Linked DNA regions of Mus musculus: region 2 is linked to region 1. Evidence: chromatin loops called from intact Hi-C (ENCODE). Cell type or tissue: heart. All regions are shown on one strand. Links, peaks and the distances in the headings refer to the core of each region. The heading gives the core; the rest is flanking DNA.

Region 1 (6,101 bases), core at 329-5,328:
GTACAGAGGGCCTGCTTCTCTTTCTTCATTATTCTTCAAAGTTCTAAAGAAGCTTTAATAACACATGGGCTGCTCTCATCTATAAAGTTTTGCTTCAGTGGAATAAAATCCAAAAAATAATGGCCTTAAGCAAGGTCACTGCATGCTATATGCTAAGCCCTGTAATGAGCACCCTTAGTATGTGACCTCAAAAACCTTAAAGTCCTTACATGTTATGGATTATTCTACCATGCTGCTAATGAGAAAAGCAAGTTGCCAAAACCAGAATAGCACAGCAAAATGGCAGCCTCGTGAGCTCTAGGCCCTTGGTATCTCCATGAATAGATTTTAAGATGGCTAAAAATATGTAGAAACTGTGAACAGTTCCCATGAATTACATGAACACTGAGATGTGCAGCTGACTAAAGGGTGGGACTTACATGAGTCCTTGTTTGACTTTTTACTGCCTACCTGCACCCCACCTGACACAGGTTCTGACTGCAGGAAGCAATGCAGACCTTAACTACAGCAGGCTAACCTGGGGCTAACCTGGTTTCAGTCTTACCTAACTTGTGTTTCAAGTAGGGATTATTTCTTGAACATGAAAACAAAATCTCAACATGAGCAAATAAATAGAAAAAAATCCACTCTGTAAAGTTAAGAAATTCGTGCACCAGAGCATTCTATACAGCGTGTAAAAAGGCAACCCAAGAATGGGTGACGAAGACCTGTAGTAAATCACATGTGTGATAAAGGGTTACTATCTGAAACAAAGTGGCTCTACAATTCATCACAGACACCTCAGTTCTAAACTGAGAAAAGCACTGGGTTGAAATTTCTTCAGAGAAGGCTTACAAATGTCCATGAGCACACAAGATAGTACTCAATATTGCAAATCACCTTGTATGAGAAAACTATAAAATTTTTAAATAAACTTACTTGAAAAAGATGTAATGTCCAAATTGGGATGTACCAGAGTGAAAGGTGAAGTGTCTCTGTTCCCAGGACAGAATGGCAATCAGGTTTTATTAGGGAAACATGGATGCAAAATGAAGAAACTTTCCGTTACACTATTTCTGTTTTGCCATGCTGAGGGACATGGTGTAAGAGTCTAGAGTCACATGATCATGTGTGATTTGGCTTCTTAGAGCTTACTGAGGCTGAAGCTTGCTTTGGGTTAACATACATATTTATTTGAAATTGTTTACTTAGTTTTGCTGATGTTTACAGTTTAAGCATGAATGCTGTTATTTTTAAGAACTACTTGTTTTTGTTGCACAACAATTCTATAGACCCATTGTTTCTTATAACATGTCTTTGACAAATATTGAGGAAGTGCCAATCAAACCATACACACAAGGACAGCTACCACACAAAGCAAAAACAAATCCATGTAACCCAGAATTTAGACAACTCAGGTGTCTGTACTCTGTGGCTAAGAATACAGAATATTACCTCATGGGAAACAGTCCTCGCTTTTGAGAAAATCAATACTTATGTCTGATCTAACAGCTCTTCTTTGATTACAACACAAACAAAATAGCAAAGAAGGACTTGGATGGACCTTTGAGCTGTAGTGATCATGGCAGCTGTGTTCACAATACCCACATTGTGGAGACAGCCCAGACTCCCACCAACAGATCACCAACAGATGCATACATTAACACAGTCTGACAATGTGCACAATAGAATATTATTCAGCCAAAGAAGGGAATAAAATTAACTACTGTACACAACTTTGTAGACCTTAATAGACTTAGGCTAGACACAGACTCCTACAGGTCAGACAACACATAACCTGCCTCCCCTGCCCTGCCCTCAGTCCCAGATGAGCATGAGGACATTATGCCAAGGAAGGAGAATGTGCAGAATCTCCAGAAGTTAGATACAGGTGACGTCACTTAACTCCAGAAACCAGGCTCTCTGCAGCTTAGTTCCATGTATGAAATAAGACTAGCAGCCCAAACAAAATGCACATAGCACTACGTAATCTCTACATCTCACATACAACATAAACATCAATATAGAACTGGATTATCTTCTTACACTTAATTCAAAGTCAGTGAGGTAGGAACTAAGTTATTTCCAGATAGATGTTTGCCAAGCTCTTGTGCTGAGTTTTCCTCACACGGTTCCTCCACAGAGACTTTCCTCTGCCTACAGTTGCCTGTGAACCAGGGCAGGAGCTGTTGTGGTCCCAGCTGAGGCAGGACCAGGGCTCTTCCCATAGTTTGTCTAACAGAGCAGGGCAGCCAGCAGTGTCAGGCTGCCACTTTGTATCTGTCCTTTATCAGAGGAAAGAAACTGACCTCCTAGACCTAAAGCCAGCCACAGCCCCCTGCAGACCAGAGAGCTCATAATCTGCCTCCCTTCCCCCTCCCTCAGTTGCCCCTTTGACTTGGAAATCAAGCTGAGGTCCAGACTAAGTTGCTCCTTAAAGAAAGGAAAAGTAAATATACCTGGTCCCACAGCACAGGTCCAAGTGCAGTTCTCAGCTGCTGCTGCCTCCTCAGGCTCCCTTCTGCTCTCCTCCCTCCTGCTCTCTTTGCTCCTCTTTTATGTAAGCTGACCACACACACACACACAGAGAGAGAGAGAGAGAGAGAGAGAGAGAGAGAGAGAGAGAGAGAGAGAGAGAAGGAGTTAAAAGAAATCACATGCTGCAGCAGAAACAAAACTGAAAGTAAAATAAAATAGGCCATGTTAACTTGGCCAAGACTGGAAAGGGAGGTCAGAGGTTCCTGTCTATCCCGAAAAGCCAGTGTGATACTCTGTTGCAGCCAAGGGACAGCAGGCCTCCACTGTGGAATCTGTTTACCTTCTCTTTCCTTGGAACCCATTTCCAGTTTCCTCCAGCCTTCTTGGCACAGATAAAGCACAGTAAAACCCAGGCAGCCATCAGTGGAAATTACAAAATCCGGGAGTATTGCAAGTGTGCTTCTCTCAGGGGAAATTCCCAGTGCTTTCTGATCAAACATGTTTAATGTTTTAAACATGTGTTTTCTAAAGCAGGAACCATCCCTGTTGCCATTTCTTCTGGGCTGCCCCACAATTACCTGGCAACAGCCAGGTGGGCATGACTCACTATAAAAGGGGCTGCTTGTACCCTCACATACCCCCCTCTCTTGCTCAATTGTCCTCTCTTCCTTTTTTACCCTCTTTCTTCTCTGTCCCTCCTCCTCCTTCCTCCCCTCTCTATCCCTCTTTCTTTGTCTCTACTAACCCCTCAACTCCCCTCTCCATGTCTTAAATAAACTGTATTCTATACTATACAATTGTGTGGCTGGTACCTCAGGAAGAAGGTAATGCTTCAACACTGGCCCTCAGAGGTACCCCTTTTCACCTCAACATACCAGGTATGACGTTTGTATATTCTTGGACCAGAGGGTGGCACCATTTGGAGATGTGGCCTTGTTGGAATAGGTGTGACCTGGTTGGAATAGGTGTGTCACTGTGGTTGTGGGCTTAAGATCCTCACTCTAGTTGCCTGGAAGTCAGTCTTCCACTAGCAGCCTTTGGATGAAGACATAGAACTCTCATCTCTGCCTGTGCCACGCCTGCCTGGATGCTGCCATGCTCCCACCTTGATGATAATGGACTGAACCTCTGAACCTGTAACCCAGCCCCAATTAAATGTTGTTTTTTTATAAGACTTGCCTTGGTCATGGTGTCTGTTCACAGCAGTAAAACCCTAACTAAGACACCAGACAGCCACCAAACATATACCTGACTTCTTTTTCTTTTCATAAAACACAACAGTCAATTTTAAAACCTGATTTTAAAAGAAGCAATTAAAGAATAGTAAGTAGGAGTTGTGTTCAATATAGAAGCTAAGAAAACTTCAGAGATGGAAGCTGAAAAATGAAAGCTTTAATTTCTGAGCCCTTAGGGAGGCAGACTGGGGTCTGAACTTTGTCCCTGATGGGAGATTGAACACCATTTGTAAAGGATGAAACACAAAGCAGGGGGGAGCTGTAGAGTGATCCATTGTGATTTCACAGGAAGGATTAAACAAGGGAGTACCCCTTAGAGGCGGTGTTGGCATCAGGACATCCCAAACCTGTGACATCACATAGGCGACAGCATGACCTGCTACCTTCTGACTGGTTGCCAAGACAACAGGCACCATATTCCCAACATCCACTTGACTCACCTGTGTTACATCATTTTCCATATAAATGAGGAGAACGCCCCTTCCTCACTCTCTCTCACCCTTCTCTTTCTGCCACTACCTTGTCTCTCCCTTACAATAAAACCTCTTCCACATGGAACTGCCTTGGCCTAGTGTGCTGTAGAGACTAGACCCGGCATTCTAACTCATCAGACTGGGCCATATCCAGGCACCTAGCTTCAAGGTCCTTAATTTATTCTCCTAGACATTAGGTGCAGAGCTCAGAGTGATGAAGGGACAAAGGAGCAGGTCAGTGGCATGGAGATAAACTCTTACCTTGTTTCAACTTCAGTGAACTCTGGCTATTCATCTGATGTGTCAGCACGGCCACCCATCTGCAGGCCCAGGTAGAACGCTCACAGAGTCCACACCAGGACTGGGAAGAAGTTCATGTCAGCAGGTTCTTGAATTCCAAGAAGGCCAGAGGAGTCCCTGGTCTGGAGCAAAGCAGGGATGTGTCCAACTTCTGTCAGTTGAGTGGCACTGCTGAGACAGGATTGCAAGGAACAGCAGGAGGGAGGCTGCCTCTATTATATTGAAAGAGAGAGAGAGACGCTGTGTGTGTGTGTATTTGTGTGTGCACGTGTGTGTGTGCTCAAGCACAGGCGTGCCAATGTACATATTTGCTGAGGTTTTGAAACAGTGCCTCTCACAGAATCAGGACCTCTCTGCTTTGCCATACTAGCTGATTGCTGAGCCTCAGGGCCTTGCTGTCTCTGACCCCACCCCAGCCTTGGGATTACAGGCACACACTGCCATACCCAGCTTTTCACTGCAGATCCAAATTAACATCCCCATGCTTGCATAACAGACCCTTCACGGAATAAGGCATCTCCTTAGGCCCTTAATTTGAATTTTTATGAATCCACAAGGTGTCATAGACACACAAGCTGCTTGCTCTCCTTAGTGTGGTGCCATCCTGGACCACAAAACGACACGTAGTAGGTGTACAGTCTCCTGGCCAATTAGAATTAGCGTCATAGCTGAATAGCCCTCTGACCAGTTATGCCCATGGTATTGTATACAAAGATGCTGTGTGGATGCCTCTGCTGTGAAACTGCACTGCAGATTAAACAACAACCTGAAAAGCAGAACAGTAGCAATGAAGGAGGGGTCTGGAATCCACTATTCCCTTGATAACTAAGCTGATGAGGGAGACAAGATGGAGGCAGTAGGAGCCATAAGTAATAACCGAACCAGCAAAAGAGGGATGGGCAAATACTAAGCATGGAAAGTCAGGTTTAATGTTTCTTTTAAAAATAGCATATCACACTGTAGCGGGAAACCTGGGCCACCTCTGTGTAATGCTGGGAGCCTCAAACAATCACAAAAGCATCTCCTACAGGAGGACCTAATTGAAGACTGCCTGAGGGGCCAAGGATTGCTGGTGCAGACAATGCCAGCCAATTGGGAGCTGCTGTGTAGAAGAGATGCTTGCTTGGGACCAATGTGGCTCAGGAGGAAGGTATTAAAAAAGCTTGTGCAGTTTCTCACTTGCTCCTGGAGTCTGTGTTGTTGACGCCCATGCCATCTCACCTCCTACCCCCCAAGAGCAGATAGGATCCAGCAGTGGGTAGTCCAGGACACAAGCAACAACATCACACCACTAAAAGTTTAATAGTTAATGCATGAAATTATTTCACCCTTGTCCTACTCCTTATCAGGGGAACATGTTTGGCCTTTTCCAGGAAGATGTTAAGGAATAAGCAGATATGGAGTCTTAGAAAAAGTCCCTTTATCTACCAAGAAACATGAACAGCAGCTGAGGCACAAAGGCCAGCTCTGACTTTCCAGGCTTGCCGAATCTATCTCTCCTCACACTCCAGGCTTGCCTTGTGGCTAGGGAGATGGGACTCAGGAAGGCCTGCCTGGTGGTACTAACCATTTGTCTTCCCAGTTAGCTTGGTCCTCCAGTAAGATTTGCCCGTGTGATAGAGGTTCACAATTCCAC
Region 2 (6,101 bases), core at 788-5,787, 150 kb before region 1:
AGAGACCTACAACTGGTCAATGTACAGACAGGGAGAGAGTTTGGAACTCTCAATCTTAAGTGGGATATCTTCATCACACCTCTCTTCTTGGGGCTCAGTGATCTATGTGGAAGAGGAGTCAGAAAGATTGTGAGATCCAGAGGTGATGGAAGACAACAGGAAATGAATGTCTTTCAGACACAAGACTGACACACATATAAACTCACAGAGACGGTTGAAGCATGCACAGGACCTGCACAGGTGTAAGTCAGAGGGGATCCCAGTGCTGAGATGGGTCCTGAACACAGTCTCTATGCCTAACCAAGAAGCTATCTCTACCTGACATCTGCTTGAAAAGGAAACATCTTTTTTCTCCAAAAGAGTCAGTGGGTAATAAACCACACTTATGGGTAGAAACCATGCCCAGCATATGATGGTGAACACAAAAGGAGACCAATGGTATTTGTGTAGACATTTTGCCTCATGTTATTTTTAGTTTGTTTGTTTATGTTTTTATGGGTTGATGTGCTGTGTGTGTGTGTGTGTCTGTGTATTGTGGTGCCTTTTCTTCTCTTCTCTTCTCTTCTCTTCTCTTCTCTTCTCTTCTCTTCTCTTCTCTTCTCTTTTCTTTTCTTTTTTTTCCTCTCTTTTCCTATTCTAATTTGCTTCCAGGGACCTACCTCGGTGAGAACAGAAGGACACCAGCAAAGCACTTTTTCCCAACAGGCAATTTCAGCTCCTGTACACAGCCAGTTCCAAGCAGAGTTAGTATCCCTGTGATGGGCTTGCACTCCCCTTCCTGCAATGTTGATCTCAGAGCTACACTAACAGACCTGTTTCCCAAGGACTCTCTCATCTACTGAGTCCACATCTGTTCTGACTTGAACATGCAGTCTCAAAGTACATGTCCACCAAAAGCAAAGGCAAATAGTGGGCTCCTCCATTTTCTTGTGGTGCTCCAGTGAGCTCAAAGGCTGACTCAGAAGCTGCGGGGTCCAGATTTGGAGCCTGCTGCAGCAGAAAAGATGCTGTGCTAGGGAGTGTGGCCCTGGGCTTGGGAACAGTGGCTTCACCTGACACAGAACTGGGTTCATTACTTTGTGGGAACTTCACTTCCAAATGGGAGACCCCAAAACTCAAAGAAAAGTGTGGGGATCTCACTGAAAATCTGGAGTGCAATTTTTTAAAAGACTCTGACTGTCACAATTGAGGGAACCCACAGGCTCTCAACCCCTTAAAATTGGCTTCACCCTCTCCTTTATCTTATTCTCCCACTCTTGTTGACCATGAAAACTTTGGTGTCATTCTTTAATTGTTCAGGTTTCTTCTGGTATACATACTCTCATTTATGCCCCTGCCCTGCTCTGAAGGTATGTCGAGAGATTTTATAAATCTTTTTACAAACATTTTTATCAAGAATTTTCATTGTGTCTTAAAATAATAAACTTCTCCTTTTGCCTTTTTACTATGTTTTCTCAGTAGCTATTCTCTGACAGATAACAGGAAGACTGTGCGCAAACATAGACAGCTGAAAATCACACAGCCACACTGACTTTGGAAGCACTGTGGGAGGCTTTAACTGTGGAGGTCAGGGAGACAGCAGACACTGAAGAGTCACAATGACAGTTATGAGACTTCAGTGAAGTTTTCAACCAAAACCACCACCCATGCCAGGAAGCCTTTCTAGATGTGACACATAGGTATGACAGTGTAAAATGCAGTGTCTACAAGCACTCTGCAGAAGTGCCCGGGGTGTGGACACATGGCTTAGTTTGTAGATCCCTGGCCATTCAAGCCTGAGGACCTGAGATTAGATCCCCATGTGAGGCCATGTGCTGCAGGGTGCATATGCAACCTCAGTGCTAGTGTGGCAAGGCACGTGATAGAGGCAGAAAAATACTGAGAAACAAAAGAGGTGCCCTGCCTCACACAGCATGGAGAGCAAGGACCTCCACCACAGAGAGCCTCACATGAACATGCACTCATTCATACAAATGTGTGTGCACACAGCATGCACACACACATAGAGACAGAGTCAGGAAGAAAGAAACTGAGAGACAGAAAAGAGAAAGAGAAAGAGAAAGACTTTTTTAAAAATATGAAAAATACAGGATTAAGTAGCTTAATTGTCTTTGTACTTTAATTTTGTAGTTGGATACATCGTTTAAAAAAATCACTTTCCTGTTTTTCTGACACAAAGCAACTGAGTTCCTAGAAATGCCTCAGTTACAGAAGAGCTCGGTTGCTTTCAGTTTCCATGAGAATCATGTTCCAGGAAATGCCTTTCAGGGGCTGAGCTGTGTCAGGGTTGTCTCTCTGGCTGCCCAGCAACTCTGCTAAGCTGGAAGTGCATTCAGTTTGGAGGGTGAATCCTCATTGGTCAAACCCCCAGACTCACGATTGATTTCATGACACATGACAGAGGCAGAAAAATGCTGCTAAACAAAAGAGGTACCCTGCCTCACACAGCATGGAGAGCAAGGACCTCCACCACAGTGTGGCACACATGAACATGTACGCATTTATACAAACGTGTGTGCACACAGCATGCACACAGACATAGAGACAGAGTCAGCAAGAAAGAAACAGAGACAGAAAGACTTTCTATACTTCAACTGCATGTAGAGAGGCCTGCTGGTCACAGAAGCACATACACACAAACGCATGCAAACATACACAGATGCACACACAAGATCATACATGACAGTGCATAAACAGGCACACCCACACATGCACATATATACACATATGCACATACATGATCGGGAGTGGTGTAATAGGCCATCATTGCAGGTCCCTGAGTTTTGTGCCCAACACTGAAAAGAGGCTAAGGTGCCTTGTTTCCTTGGGTTTTTCAAGGGCTGTAGTCTAACCTCCCCCCATCCTGAAGCAGGCTGAGCCAGACCTTGACATTGTTGCCACTAAGGAGATTACCTAGGGTGGAGCCTTCCTCCCTAGATCACTCTGTTGTTCAGCCAATGTCACTTTTCCTCTTCAAGATACTGCTACCTCCTGGGAGGCTGCTGAGCTATTCAGGAGACTACACCCTATCCTGCACTTAGTCACTGGCAGCTGGTTCCAGGCTCCAAGAATGAATTGGTGGAAATGCCCACCCCCCCCCCCCACTTATAAGCCCATTTGCCATTAAACATTTGAGCCTTTCTCAGGAACCTTGTCTTGGCTCCATTTTTCTCTCCACCACCTAGTTTCCCCTCTTTTTCATCCCTGGCTTGCCTCCCAAGTGTACCCCGTTTCATGTGAACGGTGGGTCGGCTTCCAACACTGTAGTATGCCAACAGCATCAGACATCTCATGCTCACCTCATAGCTTCTGTGCTCCCTACTCTTCACCCTCACTCCTCCCCCATGCTCCCAACTCTTTACCTTCACTCCTTTCTTGAAGAGCCTCCAATAGTTATGCTCAGTCTTCTCCCTCATGACCTCCAGACACTGAAGCCATCTGGGCTGAATTCTCTCTGAGAGCCACTGTAGCTGACCAGCTCTCCCTCAGTGATCACAGATGTCTCTCTATTCTTCTGTACAAATCACCTCCTTATCTACTACTGATTCCTACAAGGAAAATGTATAGACATGTGACCAAATGGAAAAAAAAAACAGAAAGGAACTTTCAAAGAAATCAGTAGAAAAGTCCGTTTGACTACCACTTGTGAGAAGCATATTCTAGTGTATATTAAGATTTGGAATAAGGGCTGGTGAGATGGCTCAGTGGGTAAGAGCACCCGACTGCTCTTCCGAAGGTCCAGAGTTCAAATCCCAGCAACCACATGGTGGCTCACAACCATCCCTAATGAAATCTGATGCCCTCTTCTGGAGTGTCTGAAGACAGCTACAGTGTACTTACATATAATCAATAAATAAATCTTTAAAAAAAAAAAAAGATTTGGAATAAGCCAAGTATCAAAAAATGTGGCTCATTCACAACTAAGAAGACAGTAATGACTTCCTTCTCACAGGCTGTGTGACCATCAGCAGCCTCTGGAGCATGTCTGAGGGGAGCCTCAGTCACTGGGCCTTCTGCTCACTGTAGTGGTCAGCTGCCTTCTGCACAGCTACTGAGTTCTCATGAAGGACCAGAGCTGTCACCAGACAAGTCACTAAGTACAGTCTGTGAAAACCATACAGTCTTGGGAGTATAACATTCACACTGGAGGGTGGTCATCCTACCAGGGGCTGCAACATTAAAAGATGAAAACCTGACTCCACCCCCCCCCAACTCCACCCCCACCAATACCTCTGACTCCTTAGCTAGAAGTGGCACTCCCTGTACCCTTCCATATGTCCTGGACTAACAATAGTGATAGTATTTCTACCACTTCTGTGATAGAATTAACTTTTCCATTGAAACTACTCCACTGTTGATGGCATCCACCTAGGTTGTCACCTGAGTTCACAGACCTTTGTGAATTTTGTGAAAAGATAGGTAAATATCAAAGCTCCAACTCAGTAAGATCCATGGCTCTGAATTTGAGTCTAAGATCACAAACACTCACTGAAATGGAGTAAACCTTTGACTTCCTCAAAAATTCTGTCCTTGGACTCAACTCCACAGGATGTGGAGCCTTTCATGACATGTTTCAGTGGCAGGTGCAGAGGTCATGTGGCTGGAATTGCTGTTCTTACAAAATCTCCTCAGACAACTCACGGGCCCTCCCATAATGTGAGGAGACACCATAAGTCAGTGCTCATTGACCTAAATGACAGCTCCCCAGATACCAGCATGCTGGCACTCTGATTTTGAAGTCCCGAGGTCCAAAGCTAAGAAACAATTTTCTGTTATTTTTACATTTATCCTGTTTGTGGGATTTTTAATCCTAGCACCAAAAGACATGAAAACATGCATAGCAGTACTTATTCTGATTGTCAGAGCCTGCATGTTCAGCTTTAAGCTTCATTGCACTCTTCCGTGGGGGTCTAACATTAAACATAGGTTATCACCTCTGTTGGTCTAGGCCAGAAAAAATCCAGGATGGAGAGGAAGTAGGGACACACAGTTTCACCCTAGCTAAGGAGTCATAGTTACTGGGGAAAAGAGTCAGATTTTTAATCTTTAATGTTGCAGCCTCTGGTGGTATAACCACCCTCTAGAAATTTTTTACACCCTGGACTATAAGGGCAGCAAAATCTGTCCTTCATGGGTTTGCAAGAAAAGGTAGGAAGTTGGGTGTGTGGGGAAAAAGGGAAGGTTGGTGGAAATGGAATCATAATTGATTGTATGAAATTCTTAGAGAACAAATAAACTGATAGAAAATAAATTATCTACTTTCTTAAATCATCAAAGTTGTCCACAAAAAAATCCAAAAAACCACTTCCACATTAATATGAAATTTGGGAGGTAAAGACAGAGTTGGCAGGCTAAGCCACACTGTTTTGTTTTAAAGTCATGAAGCATATGAATATTTTCAGGACCTTGTAAATTGGCACTTCCTTTGGCTTGGTTAGAACTCCCAGTGGTCTTCTTAAGAAATAACTTCTGTATGAGAGGTACAGAGATGGTCAAAGGTTAAAAGCACTGTGTCTGGCAGAGGACATGGGTTCTGTCCCCAGCACACACATGGAGGCTTACAACCATCTCTAATTCCAATTCCAGAACATCTGAAGCCCTCTGGGACTCCAAAGGCATTACAAGGAAAAGTCCACATCTATAAAGAATAAAAAGCAAATTTTAATAATTTGTCAAAAGAAATCACTTATGTGACTTACTGAAGAAAAAAAGTGTTCTGATATTTTTTTTAGTTAATGCTATTTAATCAAATATGGGGTCCTTCATCCATGTGGAGATACATGATGCCAGCAACATATATCACATGTTCTAAGCATGAACACACATTTCAATATGATATACCAATTGTGGTGATTTAGTCCTTAAGCTAATGAATTTGAGTTCTTGATTCCCAGTTGGTAGAACTGGTTGGGAAGAATTAGGGGTGTGTCCTTGATGGAGTTGGTGTCACTGGGGTGGCCTTTGAGGTTTCAAAGACTCCCATTACTCTATAGCTCTTTCTCTCTGCCTTGTACTTGTGGATCAGAGGTAAGTAAGACCTCAGCTACTGCTTCAGGACATGCCTGCTCACCTGTGTGCATGTTCCCTGCCATCATCATCAT

What was found. Hi-C counts contacts between places; a loop is a spot of excess contacts. Peaks named below come from ENCODE experiments on the same cell type or tissue, not always from the same donor. Only the 100,000 strongest peaks of a DNase experiment are listed, where the experiment ranks them.
Region 2: it touches region 1 in a loop (10-fold over the local background); 8 of 42 quality-filtered maps call a loop at or near these places.

What each region holds. Positions count from the first base shown.
Region 1 is chr5:105,291,188-105,297,288 of GRCm38, forward strand. Gbp6 (guanylate binding protein 6) reads right to left here and starts at 2,512. Exons shown (of 11, transcript NM_194336.2): 1 at 2,439-2,512. In heart, for the core only: no CTCF peak of the experiment used is centred there; DNase peaks (open chromatin) are centred at 2,234 and 2,804; H3K27ac peaks cover 890 bases.
Region 2 is chr5:105,143,677-105,149,777 of GRCm38, forward strand. No RefSeq gene overlaps it. Among named protein-coding and RNA genes, the nearest start is that of Gbp4, 7.1 kb to the left of the region's middle. In heart, for the core only: no CTCF peak of the experiment used is centred there; DNase peaks (open chromatin) are centred at 2,315 and 2,965.